Linked DNA regions of Homo sapiens: regions 1 and 2 are each linked to region 3. Evidence: chromatin contacts called from ENCODE Hi-C or POLR2A ChIA-PET data. All regions are on one chromosome and are shown on one strand. Each heading gives the region's core, a stretch centred on a gene start or an enhancer-like site at or near the end of the contact. The rest is flanking DNA. Distances are from core to core; before and after follow the strand shown. Region 1 holds the start of PHACTR4 (phosphatase and actin regulator 4). Region 2 holds the start of MED18 (mediator complex subunit 18). Region 3 holds the start of STX12 (syntaxin 12).

The links. A loop is a pair of places that touch in the nucleus more often than their neighbours do. ChIA-PET counts read pairs that join two places held with the same protein, here RNA polymerase II (POLR2A). Pooled maps may share reads with other maps.
Region 1: a loop to region 3 is called in a pooled map, with 5 times the contacts of the local background. The contact joins the promoter of PHACTR4 here to the promoter of STX12 in region 3. A Hi-C loop is called at or near these places in 4 of 50 pooled maps. POLR2A ChIA-PET finds 5 or more read pairs at or near these places in 3 of 52 experiments (HEK293T, WTC11 and activated CD4-positive, alpha-beta T cell).
Region 2: a loop to region 3 is called in a map of B cell, with 11 times the contacts of the local background. The contact joins the promoter of MED18 here to the promoter of STX12 in region 3. A Hi-C loop is called at or near these places in 1 of 168 maps with a recorded cell type or tissue (B cell), 1 of 37 single-sample maps with no recorded cell type and 8 of 50 pooled maps. POLR2A ChIA-PET finds 5 or more read pairs at or near these places in 6 of 52 experiments (BJ, GM12878, PC-3 and 3 more).

The regions. Positions count from the first base shown.
Region 1 is chr1:28,367,887-28,371,455 of GRCh38, reverse strand. PHACTR4 (phosphatase and actin regulator 4) reads right to left here and starts at 1,716. Exons shown (of 14, transcript NM_001048183.3): 1 at 1,631-1,716. RefSeq lists a silencer at 1,343-1,562 and enhancers at 1,644-1,938, 1,589-2,544.
Region 2 is chr1:28,327,368-28,331,205 of GRCh38, reverse strand. It overlaps MED18 (mediator complex subunit 18), which reads right to left and starts at 2,166. Exons shown (of 3, transcript NM_017638.3): 1 at 2,026-2,166; 2 at 471-609. The coding sequence starts at 543. RefSeq lists enhancers at 1,117-1,624, 1,625-2,132.
Region 3 is chr1:27,771,784-27,775,518 of GRCh38, reverse strand. It overlaps STX12 (syntaxin 12), which reads right to left and starts at 2,300. Exons shown (of 9, transcript NM_177424.3): 1 at 2,094-2,300. The coding sequence starts at 2,211. RefSeq lists enhancers at 1,463-1,963, 2,161-2,310, 1,964-2,464, 2,431-2,580 and a silencer at 1,841-2,050.

The DNA.
Region 1 (3,569 bases), core at 467-2,966, 600 kb before region 3:
GGGCATGGTGGCACACACCTGTAATCCCAGCTACTCAGGAGGCTGAGGCAGGAGAATCGCTTCAACCTGGGAAGTGGAGGTTGCAGTGAGCCAAGATCGTGCCATTGCATTCCAGCCTGGGTAACAAAGTGAGATTGTCTCAAAATAAATAAATAAATATAAATAAATTAAATTAAATAGTCGGGCACAGTGGCTCATGCCTCTAGTCCCAGGCATCTGGGAGCCTCTGGTGGAAGGATGGCTTAAGCCAAGAAGTTCGAGGCTACAGTGAACTAGGAGCTCTCCACTGTACTCAAGCTTCAGCAACCAAGCTAGACTCTTGTCTCTTAAATGAAACAAACAAACAAATTTTACCTTAAGCTGATTCTAGCAATGCAGTCTTCCAACAGGAGGACATACACAGTTACCATTATCTAGCCAAATTTGATCGAATCCACAATCCACGCAGTTCCGCGGTTTCCGGTAAGAATCTACCACACCTCATCCCCTAAACTGGCTTCATTTCTAAACGGGCTTCATTCCTTTTTTTTTTAAGATGGGGTCTTGCTGTGTTGCCCAGGCTGGTCGCGAACTTCTGGCCTCAAGCGATTCTCCTGCCTCAGCCTCCAGAATAGTTGGCATTACAGGCGCGCGCCACCACGCCCGAAATTCATTTCTTTAATTTGGCGAAAAAGTAAGTGACTTCTAGAAGCCACTGGGTTTCTGGTTCCTCTATAAAGCAAATTCTTCCACTGAAGGACTTTTTCCTTCCACTGTTTGTTTTAAAAAGAACAAGAAAAGGAAGAGGTTGGAAGGAGCGAGGAGCTGAGTGTCCGAATGAAGCACTGGAGGGTTTTTTTTTTTTGCAAGCAATCAGTGATGCCCTGTAAGTCACTCTCCTCCGAGATTTGGGAGGTGCGTGAACTGCCATTCTACCATTCACCACTGGTTCTTTGGTCCACCGATCACAGATGTGAGCTGCACAGACATCGCAGCAAATTCGATGCCTTCCCGGTTTCCCGGAGCCGGGGTGTAGAGGGTGGGAGAGAGGGGTCGCTTCTTTTCCTTAATCTCATCTCTCCACCAAGAAAAACGTCGGGAGTTTCGTGCCCTGAAGCCGCCCAGGCTGATGTTTGAAAGTTAAATAATAACCTCCAGGTTTTTACAGAAACTCCGCCTGGCTCCGAAGCCCCCGTTCTGCCCAGCAGGGGTGCAGAGGTCTGAGGCAGGACGGTTTTGAAAAATGTACTTTGACCCGATCCGGTTACTGTAACCGGATCCCCAGGGAGCAGTCCCTGTTGGGGACCGGGGGAACAGGCTCCCCCGTGGCGGAGACTCCATGCACGGACACAAAGGGGGAGCAACGCAGCCCAGACAAAAGGGCCCAGCCAAGTCTCGGGGGGCGGAGAGGGCGAGCCTGCGCGGGCCCTGCCTCAGGCGGAGAAGCCCGGGTTGGACCGTTGTGGGAGGGCCGAGGAGGGAGGCGGCGGCCCCGCCCCGCCCTGGCCCGAAGCGACGGCGACCCGGGCCGTTACCTTCTGCCCGGACCGGGACCCTCTCGCAGAGCCAAGAAAGGGGCCGCAGCCTGAGAGGAGGCCGCAGCCTGATACTGAGCGCGTCCTGCTCACTTTCCCTTGCTCGCTGAACTTACCCAGATCTCCGCCGCCGCCTCCTCAGCCTCCACAGCAGCCTCTCCCGGAAATCCTACCTGGCCCGTTGGCCGCCAGGCAGCAGCCGGAGCCCTTGGCCCCCGGGGAGGGGGAAAAAGGGAGCCGGCTGGACAGTGTAGGGTAGGACGTGCCGCCGCGGAGGCTTACGGGACTTGTAGTCCCCAGCAGGGGCCGGTTGCCCGGCAAGCTGAACAAAATGGCGGGAAGCGTGCGTCCTTTCTCTCCGGGCGGTCGTCCTCCTTACGACCTCTCTGGGCATGCGCTGGCCGCTCTGCGCACCTTGTGTGTAAAAGAACTTGGGCACCTTTCCTGGTACTATGGGAGGCAAAGGTCTTTGGGCTTGGGAGGACAGGGTTCAATACTGGGCTCCAGGCAGTACCCAAAAAGGGAACTGATACAAGAGTGTTGTTTGAGAAAACTGTATCCCTGACTGGCCAAATTTCAATCATAACCTCCCCAAAGGAAAAACTATTTATTGAGGACCAATTTGAAGTGCAAAAAACGTACAAGCAAGTTATCTACCCTCAGTGTTGTGCGTAAGAAACCCAGGAATCATTCTGGACACTTCCCTCAAGCCATTAAGTCCAGTCATTCTACATCCCCAGTATTTTAATTCATTTCGATATCCTTCACTACTATCACCTAGTGAAAGCCACCATCACTTCTCTCCAAGTCTCAGTAGTTTCAGGCCCTAGGCTATCACCCTCCGAAAACCTTCCTTGCTGCTGCCAGAGGACCCTTCTAAATGCAAACCCATTGTATCACACAACCTAAATTAGACCTACATGTAAAACTTGAAGCTACGGCACATCTAGAGGACATTCCAGGAGAAAAATCGATGTGACTTTTCAAATACACTATCCATAAAATTAAAAAAATTGGCCAGGCGCGGTGGCGCATGCCTGTAATCCCAGCTACTCAGGAGGCTGAGGCAGGAGAATCGCTTGAACCCAGGAGGCGGAGGTTGCAGTGAGCCGAGATCTTGCCATTGCAGTCCAGCCTGGGCGACAGAGCAAGACTCCGTCGCAAAACAAACAAACAAACAAACAAACAAATTATCCGGGGCCTAGTGCCAAGCTCCTGTAGTCCCAGCTACGTGGGAGGCTGAGGTGAGATGATCACTTGAGCCTGGGGGGTCGAGATCGCACCAGTGCACTCCAGCCTGGGCAGCAGAGCAAGACCCTGTCTCAATAGAAAAAGAAAAAAGAAGAAAAAAAAATTGGCCGGGTGCAGTGGCTCACACCTCTCATCCCAGCACTTTGGGAGGCTAAGGCGGGAGGATCCCTTGAGCCCTGGAGTTTGAGACCAGCCTGCCAGCCTGGGCAACAGAGTGAGGCCCCATCTCTACAAAAACAATTTTAAAAATTAGCTGGGCATGATGGAACGTGCCTGTAGTCCCAGGTACTCAGGAGGCTGAAATAGGAGGATTATTTGAGCTGGGGAGGTCCAGGCTGCAATGAGCTGTGATGGTGTCGCTACACTCCAGCCTGGACGACAGAGGGAGACCTTGTCTCAAAAAAATATTTAAAATATATTTATTGGCCTGGCACGGTGGCTCACGCCTGTAATCCCAGCACTTTGTGAGGTTGAGGCTGGTAGATCACCTGAGGTCAGGAGTTCGAGACCAGCCTCTCCAAAATGGTGAAACCACATCTCTACTAAAAATACAAAAATTGGCCGGGCACGGTGGCTCACACTTGTAATCCCAGCACTTTGGGAGGCTGAGGCGGGCGGGTCACGAGGTCAGGATATCGAGACCATCCTGGCTAACGCAATGAAACCCTGTCTCTACTAAAAATACAAAAAATTAGCCGGGCGTGGTGGAGGGCGCGTGTAGTCCCAGCAACTCGGGAGGCTGAGGCAGGAGAATGGCGTGAACCCGGGAGGCAGAGCTTGCAGTGATCTGAGATCGCGCCACTG
Region 2 (3,838 bases), core at 917-3,416, 560 kb before region 3:
TTTTTTTTTTTTGAGACAGAGTCTCACTCTGTCGCCCAGGCTGGAGTGCAGTGGCGCGATCTCGGCTCACTGCAACCTCTGCCTCCCAGGTTCACACCATTCTCCTGCCTCAGCCTCCTGAGTAGCTGGGACTACAGGTGCCCGCCACCACGCCGGGCTAATTTCTTTTGTATTTTTAGTAGAGACAGGGTTTCACTGTGTTAGCCAGGATGGTCTCCATCTCCTGACCTCGTGATCCGCCCACCTCGGCCTCCCAAAGTGCTGGGATTATACGCGTGAGCCACCATGCCCAGCCAAGATGGCAAATTTAGTATGTTTAGTGCATATAAAACTATAATTTAAAGTAACAGTTAAAAACATAGCTGGGTGCCAGAAACTGTGCAGGCTGCTTTTGTGTTAAGTCTCTCATCTTAAGGGAAGCTGAACAGAGAAGAGGAAAACAGGTAATCCAAGTTCCCTAGTTCACTTACCCTGCAACAGGTACTCCATCATGTTAATGGTGCCCCCAGTGACAGGCATCATGGTGACTGGAGGTGCCTCCATGGTGTCTAAGTTGAAGACAACACAACTGGACTCAGAGCCCCCAGTCAGGTAAGGCACGGGATATACCTGGAAAAGAGTTCACTTGTTTATACATCAAAGTGGTGGAGAGAGACCAGATCTGTTGTGGCACTGGCCTTCAAATCAAAGATTCATTCATTCAAAAACGTTTGAGTATTTCCTTATATGGCCAGTTCCAGGAACTGATGACACAGAAATATAGAAAGGAGATCTGGTCATGGAGTTACAGCATTACCTTCTAGTCTCAAGTTCTGAAACCTCCACATTACCTGTGCAATCTTGAGAAAGTCCTATCTATAACCCCTCACCCTGGGACTCAATGTCTTCCTTATAAAATGAGGCCAGTGATTTTTTTTTTTTTTTTTTTTTGAGACGGAGTTTCACTCTTGTCGCCCAGGCTGGAGTGCAATGGCGCAATCTCTGTTCACTGCAGCCTCTGCCTCCCAGGTTCAAGCGATTCTCCTGTCTCAGCCTCCCGAGTAGCTGGGATTACAGGCGCCCGCAACCAAGCCCAGCTAATTTTTTTTGTATTTTTAGTAGAGACGGGGTTTCGTCATGTTGGCCAGGTTGGCCTCGAACTCCTGGCCTCAGGTGATACTCAGGTGATCCGGCCTCCCAAAGTGCTGGCATTACAGGTGTGAGCCACCGTGCCCGGCCAAAGGCCAGTGATTTTTAACTCCCAAGGCTATGTGGCTCAAACGAGATAATAAAGAGGCAACAAAATTCAGAAGAACTGAAAAAGTGACTTAAGGGACCTTCGTTTTATAGATGAGGATATTGAGACTTGGAGAGGGACAGAAGGATACACACAGCAAGTTGGTAGCAGAGTTTGGACCAAACTAACATCTAGGCGTTCTATCTCTCTGAAAATGCCTTCCCCCGTACGCTTTTCTTTTTTGGTGACAGGATCTCGCTCTGTAGCCCAGGCTGCAGTGCAGTGGGGAGTTCCTAGCTCACTATAACCTCGAACTCCTGGGCTCAAGCCGAGTAGCTGGGACTACTACAGGCGGGAGACCACACTGCGGCTAGCCTAAAAATGCCTTTTAAAGAGAGCCAAGGCCGGGCGCGGTGGCTCACGCCTGTAATCTCAGTACTTTGGGAGGCCGAGGCCGGCGGATCAACTGGAGGTTGGGAGTTCGAGACCAGCCTGACCAACATGAAGAAACCCCGACTCTACTAAAAATACAAAAAATTAGCCAGGCCTGGTGGCGAGCGCCTGTAATCCCAGCTCCTCAGGAGGCTGAGGCAGGAGAATCGCTTGAACCCGGAAGGCGAGGTTGCGGTGAGCCGAGATCGCGCCATTGCACTCCAGCCTGGGCAACAAGAGCGAAACTCCGTCTCAAAAAAAAAAAAAAAAAAAAAAAGAGAGAGAGAGCCAAGGGGAAGTTATTTTAAGATGATGGTATATAGGTCCTTCTAAGCCGGCATCCATAACACGTATCCAATTAAACACTAGAAGCACACCTCCTTGAGGCTGTAGTGTCTTCTCGAGAAGCCGGGAATTATATCCACCCGCGCACCTAGGAGCTTTTGAGCGACGATTAGATACCAGCACTCCGGTTACCCGAGCCCGGGAAGCCCCCAGATCGGTGCAACCAGCCAACTTCCTCCTCTTCTCACTTCCGGTCGGAAGCCGACGTCTCACAAACCTCGAAACTGCCGTTCCCAAACGTATGGGTGCCGAGAAGGCCGAAGAGCTTCATTGCGGACAGACAATCAGAGGCGCATGCGCAAAATTCCGGGCTGCTGTATGAAAGATGGCGGCCTCCTTTGGCGCTTTCCTCCGGGCGCTACCTGGATCCTTGACGTCATAGGCCATGCTCTAGGAAAATCTTTTTAGGTTTGACAACCTGGAGATGTATTTGTGTAGAAAGTCTCTTGGAACTGATAGGACTTACAGAGATTATAGTGGGTTTCAAAAGAAAAAAGAACTGAGGGGTTGGGCGCGGTGGCTCACGCCTGTAACCCCAGCACTTTGGGAGGCCGAGGCAGGCGGATCACTTGAGGTCAGGAGTTCGAGACCAGCCTGGCCAAGATGGTAAAACTCCGTCTCCATTAAAAATACAAAAATTAGCCGGGCATGGTGACGCGCGCCTGTAATCCCAGCTACTAGGGAGGCTGAGGTGGGAGAATCGCTTGAACGCGGGAGGCGGAAGTTGCAGCGAACCGAGATCGCGCCACTGCATTGTAGCCTGGGCTACAGAGAGAGACTCTGTCTCAAAAAAAAAAAAGAGTCTGGAAAAGGAGTAGGTCCAGATCCAGGAGTACTCTGCAGTGCCATACCAAAGAATACATGTGAGCTTTAAAAGAACCCTGGCTACAACATGGAGAAAAGTTTGGGAAAGGAGAGAGCCTAGAGAAAAAAGACCAGGCCGGACACGGTGGCTCAGGCCTGTAATCCCAGCACTTTGGGAGGCCAAGGCGGGCAGATGGCTTGAGTTCAGGAATTCAAGACCAGCCTGAACAACATGGTGAAACCCTGTGTCTACAAAAAATACAAAAAATTAGCTGAACGTAGTGGCTCGCACCTGCAGTCCCAGCTACTTGGGAGGCTGAGGTGGGAGGATTGCTTGAGTCCAGGAGGCAGAGGTTGCAGTGAGCTGAGATAGCGCCACTGCACTCCAGCCTGTGCAACAGAGGGAGATCCTGTCTGGAAAAAAATTAAAGAAAAACGACCAGTTAGGCGCTTTGGTACAACTCCAGCTGAGAAACAAATGTCAGAAAAAGATTTTAAAAATGTAAAAAGAGGACAGGCGCGGTGGCTCACGCCTGTAATCCCAGCACTTTGGGAGGCCGAGGGGGGTGGATCACGAGGTCAGGAGATCGAGACCATCCTGGCTAACGGTGAAACCCTGTCTCTACTAAAAATACAGAAAATTAGCTGGGCGTAGTGGCGGGCGCCTGTAGTCCCAGCTACTTGGGAGGCTGAGTCAGGAGAATGGTGTGAACCTGGGAGACAGAGCTGGCAGTGAGCCGAGATCGCACCACTGCACTTTAGCCTGGGCGACAGAGCAAGACTCCGGCTCAAAAAAAAAAGTAAAAAGAGGAAATTAGCCGGGTGTGGTGGCACACGCCTGTAGTCCCAGCTACTCAGGTGGCTCAGGTGGTCAAGAGACCAAAATTGCTTGAACCCAGGAGGCAGAGGTTGTAGTGAGCTGAAATTGCACCACTGCTCTCCAGCCTGGGCTACAGAGCAAGACTCTGTCCTCTATATATATATGGAAAATAATTCTTTAATGACTAACCAGAGGTAAAGACAGAGATGAAGGAGTCACAG
Region 3 (3,735 bases), core at 1,051-3,550:
GGGTGGATCACTTGAGCACAGGAGTTCAAGACCAGACTGGACAACATGGTGAAACTCCATCTCTACAAAAAATATAAAAATTAGCCGGGCGTGGTGGTGCACACCTGTAGTCCCAGCTACTTGTAGGGCTGAGGCAGGAGGACTGCTTGAGCCAGGGAGGTTGAGGCTGCAGTGAGCTGAGATCATGCCACTGCATACCAGCCTGGGTGACAGAGTGAGACCCTGTCTCAAAATAAAAATTTAAATTTAAATTTAAAACTGTATGTCGGATCTACCTTTGGGAGTATTCTGGTTTTATATATATATAAAATACACACGAAGATGGATAGATGGATACATGTTGAATGAATATTTCGCAAATAGATATTAAAATTAGATTTAGCTTCAACAAGAAAATTTCAGCCTTGAACTAGAATTTTCTGATCTAACCTGTATTACAGCTCCTTCACAAAAGGAAACTGGAACAAACAGTACTATACTTTCTAACCAGTGGTCATATTAATTTTTTTTACTTCTGGATTTTAACAGGCCACATATTCTTCCTTTCACTTCCAGAGTCTCAATCCCTTTTGATCAGAAACTTTCTACTTCTCAAATTCTACAATATACATTTAGATTTAAAAGCAAAGTGAGCCTGGGCAACATAGTGAGACCCCATCCCTACAAAAAATTTAAAAATTAGCCTGGCACGGTAGATGCATCCTTGTAGTCCTTGCTACTCAGCAAGCTGATCAGGAATTCAAGGTTATAGTGAGCTAGGATTGTACCACTTCACTCAGATCACTGCATTCTGCCTGGGTGACAGAAGTAGACTCTGTCTCGAAAAAATAAATTAAAAATATTTTAAATCAAAAAAATTAGGCTAGGCACAGTGGCTCACGCCTGTAATCCCAGCACTTTGGGAGGCTAAAGTGGGAGAAGTGCTTGTGCCCAGGGGTTTGAGACCAGCCTGGCCAACATAGCAAGACTTCATCTCTACAAAAAAGAAAAATTTTTAAAAGTTTAAAAACGAAAGCAAAGTGACACTCTTTAAAATATAGAATATAATTGTAATTCAGGACTAACTAGTTCTACCTATTAACAGAGTACGCCAAGCTCACAAAACAATAATAAACAACAAGGATGATGACCACCATTCTTTCCAAGTAAAGCTGCTGCTGATCTCCTGTTTATAAGGCTCCAAGATGATTTTCAAGCACAAGAAACACCCTGTATTTGACTCATTCAGCTACAGTTTCACTCAGACCCTAATGGGGAGGAGGGAGTTTTAAGACAAGCAATAGCATTCTGAATTCCACCAACAACTCTACCATGCCTTACTTGCTATGTGGTTGTGGCTAAGTGTCTTAGCTTCCCTGTGTACCAGATTTGTTCAAGAGCAGCTAAGTAGGGAAGGAAAACAAAAGCCTCATCTGCCTGAAATCCAAAAATACACCCCAATTATTTGTTACAAAAGACAAAATAATGTAAATTGAAATGCTGTTGGTGAATTCTCTTTATTAAAATGAAGTCATCCCACCTTTCAAATACCAGTCATTGTGTCTGATTTCCGAATTCATTACAGGAAGAACTGTGTATGAAGTCACCCAAACACATGCACTCTCCACTTCCCTTAATTGAAAGTTGCTGATTTCCGAGGAGCCAGGGGCTGAGCAGAATGTAAACCTAAAGGCTAAATCAGTAAACAACCCCATCCAAACTGGTCTAAGAGGAAAGCGAGGTGGGTGGGGAGGAAGGTGGGTGACAGGAGAAACTCGGCTGACCACTGCGCCAAGTCAACGCACTCACAGCTCTCGAGGTGACACACACTCCCCTTCCCACCCTCGGGCTGTCAAGTCGGCTGTTTTGGTCCCAGCACCGTGGGGGCAGAACTCCAGAGAAGCAGCTCAAGCTTCAGCTGGGGCCGGGGACCCTCGGGCAACCCGGGCCTGACAGATTGGGGGATGGCAGCCCACCGCCCCCAGGGTGGACAGCCCGAGACAGCCCCAGGTGTGGCCTCGGCCGTAGCCCCAGCCGGGCCCTGCGTCCCGGCAGCCTCACCCAGGCCTGTCCCCGGGACAGCTCCCGCCCCCCAGCTCGGTACCCCGGCTCACTGGCTTGGCTGATCCGCTGGATGTTGCCGCTGCACGTCTGGATGATGCTGCTGAAGTCCCGGAGCTGGGGCCCCGAGGGCCCCGGGTTCCGGTACATGTCTAAGGGACCGTATGACATGACGAGGAGCTGAGACCTGCTCGCTCTACACCGCTCTCCTACCGGAAGCAGCCGCCAGCCGGGACCCGCAGGCTGACGGAGAAACTGGGAAGAGCAAGGGCGGGGAAGGAGCTAAGGCTGCGTGCGCACTAGCCCCGCCCTCACGCGGCGCGCACGCGTCCTCCCCGCCCCGGTCCAAAGTGCGCAGGCGCCGCTGGGACTGGAGCTGGGACTGGAGCTGGGACTGTAGCTTAGAGACAGGACTCCCCGAGGCTTGGGGATGCAGGGCGGGGAGATGACGTCACCTAGTTGGGGCTGAGATTGGATGAGCTTGGGTGGAGGTGTTGTTTCTCGCCAGGGCACAGTGACAAGAGGCAAGAATTTTCGATTTGCATAAAACTGTACCAGATGATCTCAGCCCTTACATCCTATTCTGTTCTGAGAATTCAGGCCCAAATATGGGAGAATTCAACGTTGAAACTCAGACCCGGAACCAAATCGTAACCCGAAATTCCTCTCTACTTCCATCCCCAGGGCTTTGGTAGTGTTTGGGGTTTCCAAACCACTTTCATTTCTCCCTCCACCCCTCTTCTAATCTAAACAATAAAATAATGTTTATTGAGCACATACTATGTGAATCCTCACCGCAATTCACTTGTTCATAAGATTTTTCACAGCAGGGGACGATGCTCTATCTATATTTTTATCATTAGAATAGATAACGGAGAGTCGGTTTTTTAAATGTTGAAGTAAAGTAATTCATCAAAGTAAGCATTATTATTTTCCCTCTTACCGATGAGAAAATTAAGACCAGCGAGGTTAGTTCGCCTTGCTGAAATTTGACTGCAAAACCCAAACGCTAAGCTGACTCTCTCCTCACCTCGCTACTTCTCTAAAATTCATTCTCGTCTAAATCTCTCCCAAATAGCTCGTTCATCTATATCCCAAGCCGGGATATCTTGGAGAACTAGATTCCTAAAATTTAAAAATCGTTCCCTTAAGTAATTTGGAATGCATGACCTCAATGTTCCCACAGAAAACTGCATTTTTGTAAGCCTATGTTAAAAGGAAAGACATAGGATTTTGGTTTGGGAGGAGATCAAGATAGTGAGAAGTGAAGGGGAACTGGCTGCGTTTCCTGTGTTCTACACCCCACCCCACCCCACCCCAGCCTGCTTTGTAGTCTTTGGAAAATGCAAAGACAGAAAGCTGCTTGCCTGGATGAAAGGAGACCCAAAGTGAATGAGCCTGTATATGGCCTTAGGATTTTTTCTTTATTTTATTTTTTTTGAGACAGGGTCCCGCTCTGTCACGCAGGTTGGAGTGCAGTGGCGCGATCTCTGCTCACTGCATCCTCCTTCTCCTGGGCTCAGGAGGTCCTACCACCTAACCTCTGAGTAGCTAGGATTACAGGCGTGCGCCACCACGCCCAGCTAATTTTTATATTTTTTGTAGTGTTGGGGTTTGGCCATGTTGTCCAGGCTGGTCTCAAACTCCTGGGCTCAAGCAATCCACCCACCAGCCTTAGGATTTTTTAAGGGTGAC